Regions from separate parts of the Mus musculus genome. Here region 1 is linked to region 2. The links are chromatin contacts, found by Hi-C in ENCODE. All regions are on one chromosome and are shown on one strand. Each heading gives the region's core, a stretch centred on a gene start or an enhancer-like site at or near the end of the contact. The rest is flanking DNA. Distances are from core to core; before and after follow the strand shown. Region 1 holds the start of Tob2 (transducer of ERBB2, 2). Region 2 holds the start of Atf4 (activating transcription factor 4).

What was found. A loop is a pair of places that touch in the nucleus more often than their neighbours do.
Region 1: a loop to region 2 is called in a map of T-helper 2 cell, with 6 times the contacts of the local background. The contact joins the promoter of Tob2 here to the promoter of Atf4 in region 2. A Hi-C loop is called at or near these places in 2 of 37 maps with a recorded cell type or tissue (T-helper 17 cell and T-helper 2 cell).

Annotation. Positions count from the first base shown.
Region 1 is chr15:81,856,997-81,859,717 of GRCm38, forward strand. Tob2 (transducer of ERBB2, 2) reads right to left here and starts at 1,330. Exons shown (of 2, transcript NM_020507.3): 1 at 940-1,330.
Region 2 is chr15:80,253,520-80,256,597 of GRCm38, forward strand. Atf4 (activating transcription factor 4) reads left to right here and starts at 1,665. Exons shown (of 3, transcript NM_009716.3): 1 at 1,665-2,166; 2 at 2,688-3,002. The coding sequence starts at 2,780.

The sequences.
Region 1 (2,721 bases), core at 80-2,579, 1.6 Mb after region 2:
CATTACAAGGCCTACCCTAGGACCAGACTTACCAGATCCTCAGCAACCCTCCCCGGCAGGGTGTTAAACCTCCCTAATCCTGCCTCCCACACCAGCTGTTTTCCCCAGTGCTTAAGTGAGGCATTGGGGGTAGGCGCTCAGGCAAGCAACAGGATTTTTATTGTTGTTAAGAAATCAAAGAGAAACCAAACCCACTCCCAGGCCAGGGTGGATAGGTTAGGGTGGATGGGGGGGGGGGGGGTAGGTTAGACACCGAACTGGCACCGGAAACCCTGTCTGCTGATCCCAAAGCCTGCTGTGTGAAGTTCTGGTTGCTCCCAGGGGAGGGGATGGCTTTTCCCTTTTCCCTCCTTAGATTTTTGGTCAAGGGCGGAGTACATCCCCCTCAGACAGAAGGGGAAGTTTAGGAATAGAAGAGATCAGACACAATTAATACACTATCCGACAGGCTCTTTGGGTACTTTTTTTTCCGCCTACACAAGTATATAAAGAGCTCAACCTGCAATGAGTTCTTGCTCGGCAACCCAAGGGCACTCTCCACTAACCGGCCCTGTCACCAAGAAGGGGATGTCCAAATTTCCCATCTCACAGGTTCCAAAGGGACAGAAACAGACTGTGTTAATAATCACCACCCCGCACACGTGAAAAGCAGCCGAAAAATAAAGATAGAATCCCCTCCCTTCCCATAATTTATTTAACTCTGGCCAGAGTTTGGTTTCTGGGGGGGGGGGGCAAGGAAAACATAACGAGTGAGGCGTGAATAAATGGGGAAGGAGGTCAAGGAGGAAACGCTCTCCGCTTAGGAGAGGGCCGCACTCGAAACTAGGTACCCCAGGATCAAAGAGAGTGATGGAGAGCGAAACAGGGGCGGATCCGGAGAGGGGCAGCAGGGGAGTGGACCAGTGTGGGCGTCCCCCGCCCGCAAGCCCGCGCACTCACTCGGGTCTCCACGAAGGGTCCGCTCTGCAGGCCGCGGGACGGAGGTCTCTCTCCCAGCTTCCCGGGCACCGCGAGGCTGAGGGCCACGGTGTCCTTTTACGTCGTTTGAGGGTAGAGAGGGACGAGGACCGAGCTCATGTGATTCTTTCCGCTGTTTTTGGAGGTCGAGCTCGGCGGCGACGGCGCGGGGATGGCGGACCCGAGGATGGCACCCGTCACGCGGTGGATGGAGGCCAGCCCTGGATGTACTCGTCTGGCAGGTCCTGTCCTTCTGGCCTCTCGGTTCCCACGACACTCAGTCTCAACGACCTGCACCTTCCCGCGCCTGGGCCCGAAGTGAGCAAAGTCAATGAAAAGTTTCACCCTCAGCAACCCTGCGCATGAATCTGCTTTCCCCACCCCTGCGTGATGCGTCCCTCCGCCCAGCCGGGGCGGGGCCGGGACTACTTTTCCTCCCTTGGCATCTTTAACCCCTCGCAGCCCAGTCGTAGGTTGGGATTCCAGGTTCTGCGGGAAGTGTAATAGCGATCTTCTCACCTTGTCTCCTCTAGACCCCTCCCTGCCACGTCCTCAGCGGGGCTGCTCACCCTCGGAATCCTTCTGAGCGCCTTAGCGCCGGATTTCTTCTCTTAAGACTCCAAAGCAGTCTGAGCTCGCCATGTACGTTTTTTTCTTTTTTTTTTAAACCGGTGTAGACCAACCCCGGGGAGGGTAGGGACAGACCTGGAACACAACAGGCCATTAGGAAGTAGCCTGGGACACAGTGGCTGTTGCTGGCATCACCGGGGCCCTGAGAACTCCAAACCCTAGCCCCAGCTCTCAAAGTTCCCTAAGACCTAGACGGCATGACTCTTCAGTTCTGACGGTCCCCGTGACTTGAACTCCCCGGTTCCGATTTGTTCATTCTGAATTTGGGGAGACAGTGGCACGATGCCACCTCCAGGAAGGTTCTGGATCTGAGTGTAGGCTAACCTGAGTTTACCAGTGTCGCCCTCCTGGTGGGGACGTGGAAGATCGAAGGGAAGGGAAGGGTGCAAGAAGATCGAGGGTTAGAAAAAAGAGCGGAGCACCGGTTAGTCATGCACTCCCAGCCCGGAAAGTTGGGTCCCAAACACCATAATAGGGCTGGCCACGCGCGACCGCCGCCCCTCTGCTGAGGTCCTCGAGCTCTCTGGAGCAGGTTACCCACGCACAGGAGAGCATGAGAGCCGCGCTCCTTCTAGCAATAGTCGCAGAAGAAGCGCCAGCCCTGGCAAGGTGAGCAGGGTGTTCATTAAGCCCGACAGCACCCGGCGGCGGCGAAGCGAGGCGCACCCGGGCCCGGATTTTGGTCACGCTTTTTCTACTCTGTGGCTTTGTGACAGTGCAGGCTCAGCGATGAGGGGGTCTAGGATCTGTGGCGGGTTGAAACCCTAGGAGAACTGGACTATCAGACTAGGCTGGAGGACCGCTGGCCTTGTGTACAGTTCCCCTAGCCCCCGCCTTAGTTCGCCTATTTTCCAATTCAACAACCCCTCCTCTTCTTCTTTTTTTTTTTTCTTGGGGGGGGGGGTTCGAGACAGGGTTTCTCTGTATAGCTCTGACTGTCGTGGAACTCACTTTGTAGACCAGGCTGGCCTCGAACTCAGAAATCAGCCTGCCTCTGTCTCCCGAGTGCTGGGATTAAAGGCGTGCACCACCACGCCTGGCCAACCCCTATTCTTTATTCACGTTCCTGAAGGTTCCGGTGCAACGGCAGTCTCCGAACCCACGTGGGGCGGTGAGATCGGAAAGTTTCCAGTT
Region 2 (3,078 bases), core at 415-2,914:
TGTTAGAGCTGAGAAAAAATTTCCATGACTGGTTAAGCAAGCTTTGGCCAGCCAAACAGCCCCTCACTGGCTGTTTGGAGACTCTTATGGGAAAGCATTAGGGTTGATAGAAAACAGCTGTTGGGATAATTGGTTGTTAGCACCCTAACAGAAGAGTGGGGGGACTCCAGGCTGCCTGCAGGGTAGATACATGTGATAGAAAACAGCTGCTAGGATAATTGGCTGTTAGAAAGGAGGCCAGAAAAAGAAGTGCAAGCTTACACCACGTGGAAGGTTTCTGGGGAGGCACGTTTTTGTATAGCAAAAGGCAGTCATGTATCACAGGTTCAGGAGTTTAGCAAAGCAAGGGGTGGGCATACATCATAGAGTTAGGAACTCAGCATAGGTTAAAAACCATGGTTTGCAGGGTACATTATGCTTAGGGGACAGAAACTTGTAAGGGATGTCCACTTAATGTAGCAGTGTGGCTGCTGTTTTGGTTTCCAGAGCAAAGAGAGGACATAGTTACCCTTTTGTTGCTTTTGCATGGAAAGACTAGGTAACTTCTGTATGTGTGCACATGCACTTGTGACTTCTTTGGGTATAAAAACATCTCATTATGTAGGCCTCGTGTTTTATGGTTGGTTCCGTCTCAGTAAACAATAATAAAGGCTCCTCTGAGGAAGGAGGATGGAGTTAGGGATATAGGGACTGGAGAGTTAGGTTCGAATTAATAAATAGCAATCAATCATATAATCAAGGACGACCTTGAACTATGGTACCCGAGCGCTAGGGTTGGGTTGTACAAGGCTTGCAAATAATCACTGAGCAGTAAGTGGCAGGCACTGTGCCAGTTGAGTGGTATTTGTGTGAGTCACTTAAACAGAAGTGGAAACTCTTTTTAAGATTTCCAGGCTGGAGTTGGAAAGAGCCTCTCAGCACTCTCAAAACAGCATCCTTTATGGTGAGGCCTTGACCAGTACCTGGGGCTCCCGATCACTTAGGCGGCAGGCTCACTCATCAGGATGACTTCTTGGGAAGGTGATACCTGGAAGTTAAGGCTTGAGAGCCAACTGAATAAACCTGATCTTAAGGGAACTGACCCTATACAAACCGGCAGTGAGGGCCTCTATGATGGGAGGATGGGCATAGGAGGTTAGACCTGAGGTTAGGCATGTTTCCCCGGTTCAGGGGAAATCGCTGAACTGGAGGAACCGGAATATCTCCCAAGAAGACCCCAACACGAACGCCCTGCCTCCAAGTGCCGTCCCTGTCCCAGGACTGACAGGAAGCTGAAGGTTTGGACCAGCTAACTCAGAAGGGTCTCTCCACATGCCTGAAGCCTGCCCACTCGGTTCTGGAAACAACAAATACATGAAAAGATGGCTTCCAGCCCAAAGGTCACGCCTGGAAGCTGTTTGCTCGGTGCGGAGCGATGCCGGAGAGAGCAAATACACATGGATCACATCTGACAAGAGATGGCAGGTGTGACAGTCTGGCGCCCGGAACCTCTGGTGGCTCCTCCCTTTCCACGCAGACCCCTGATCCTAGAGCGCCCAGGTGCAGAGCCAATAGGAACTTGAGGTTTAGGTGACTCGCCACGCCTGGGCCAATCAGCTCGACGCGCGCTCCGACGGCGTCTCGCGTGATAACCTGGCAGCTTCGGCTTTGACCGTCAGAGCTTTGGCTAGGTGTCCCACCCCGCCTTGTAAGACACCGGAAATTCGTCAACGAGCGATCCCTCCGCGCTCCGGAACCAGACCGCGGCTGGTCGTCAACCTATAAAGTAGTGCACTTTTCTCTCATGGGGCCTTTAGGACGATCTCTAACGCCACAGTTACCCCCCGAGCACAGCGGAGAAGGGTTGGGGCGGGCGAGGGCGTCAGTGAGAGGCGGTTTGGTGGCGCTGCGGTAGGATCACGTGACCACAGTGGGAGGATACGCGGTGTGCTGCGTCCCTGGCCGAGGCTATAAAGGGCGGGTTTAGGGCGTGCCGCCGCCATTTCTGCTTGCTGTCTGCCGGTTTAAGTTGTGTGCTCGGGTGTCCCTTTCCTCTTCCCCTCCCGCAGGGCTTGCGGCCACCATGGCGTATTAGAGGCAGCAGTGCCTGCGGCAGCGTTGGCCTTTGCAGCGGCGGCAGCAGCACCAGGCTCTGCAGCGGCAACCCCCACCGGCCTAAGCCATGGCGTGAGTATGGGGCCGGCCGCGGAGGGCGGGGGCCTCGCTGTGGTTGGGTGCGGCCCGGGCGCGGTGGCCGGCACACGCGGTTTTACAAGCGGCCGGACGCGTCGGCCTTGTTTGCGTTGCCTGCGACGCCGGCGCTCCCGGGCAGAGCTGGGCGGAGGAGTGTCTAAAGCGCTACTGCTGCCCCTTCGTCCTGTCTTAGCTTAATCATCTCGGGCTCACCGGGGTCCCCGTGTCATCCTGCGAACGTGGCGATGCCCAAGATGGCGGTGGGGCGGGGGTGTGAGTCACGGGGGCGGGGCGCGGCGGCCTTGGCCGTATTAGGACGCGAGGACAAGCTGCTTCCTCTGGGTGGCCGGTGAAGCAAAGCTAAGCCTCCATCTTGTGCAACCCGAGCTGGCGGCCGGGGAGGCTTACACAATGGCCTTGGGCCCGCGTGCTCTCCCTGTAGACGCTTCTGGGATTTGGCCATCCGGCATCTTAGATAGAAAGATGACTGGACTTGCTTTTGGGTCCCCATCCAGGCTCTTCACGAAATCCAGCAGCAGTGTTGCTGTAACGGACAAAGATACCTTCGAGTTAAGCACATTCCTCGAATCCAGCAAAGCCCCACAACATGACCGAGATGAGCTTCCTGAACAGCGAAGTGTTGGCGGGGGACTTGATGTCCCCCTTCGACCAGTCGGGTTTGGGGGCTGAAGAAAGCCTAGGTCTCTTAGATGACTATCTGGAGGTGGCCAAGCACTTGAAACCTCATGGGTTCTCCAGCGACAAGGCGGGCTCCTCGGAATGGCCGGCTATGGATGATGGCTTGGCCAGTGCCTCAGACACCGGCAAGGGTGAGTAGGACGGCTGTCCTGGTGTGCCCTTTTCATATGGATCTGGTGTTCTAATGGCTTTCTGCCTCCCGAATAT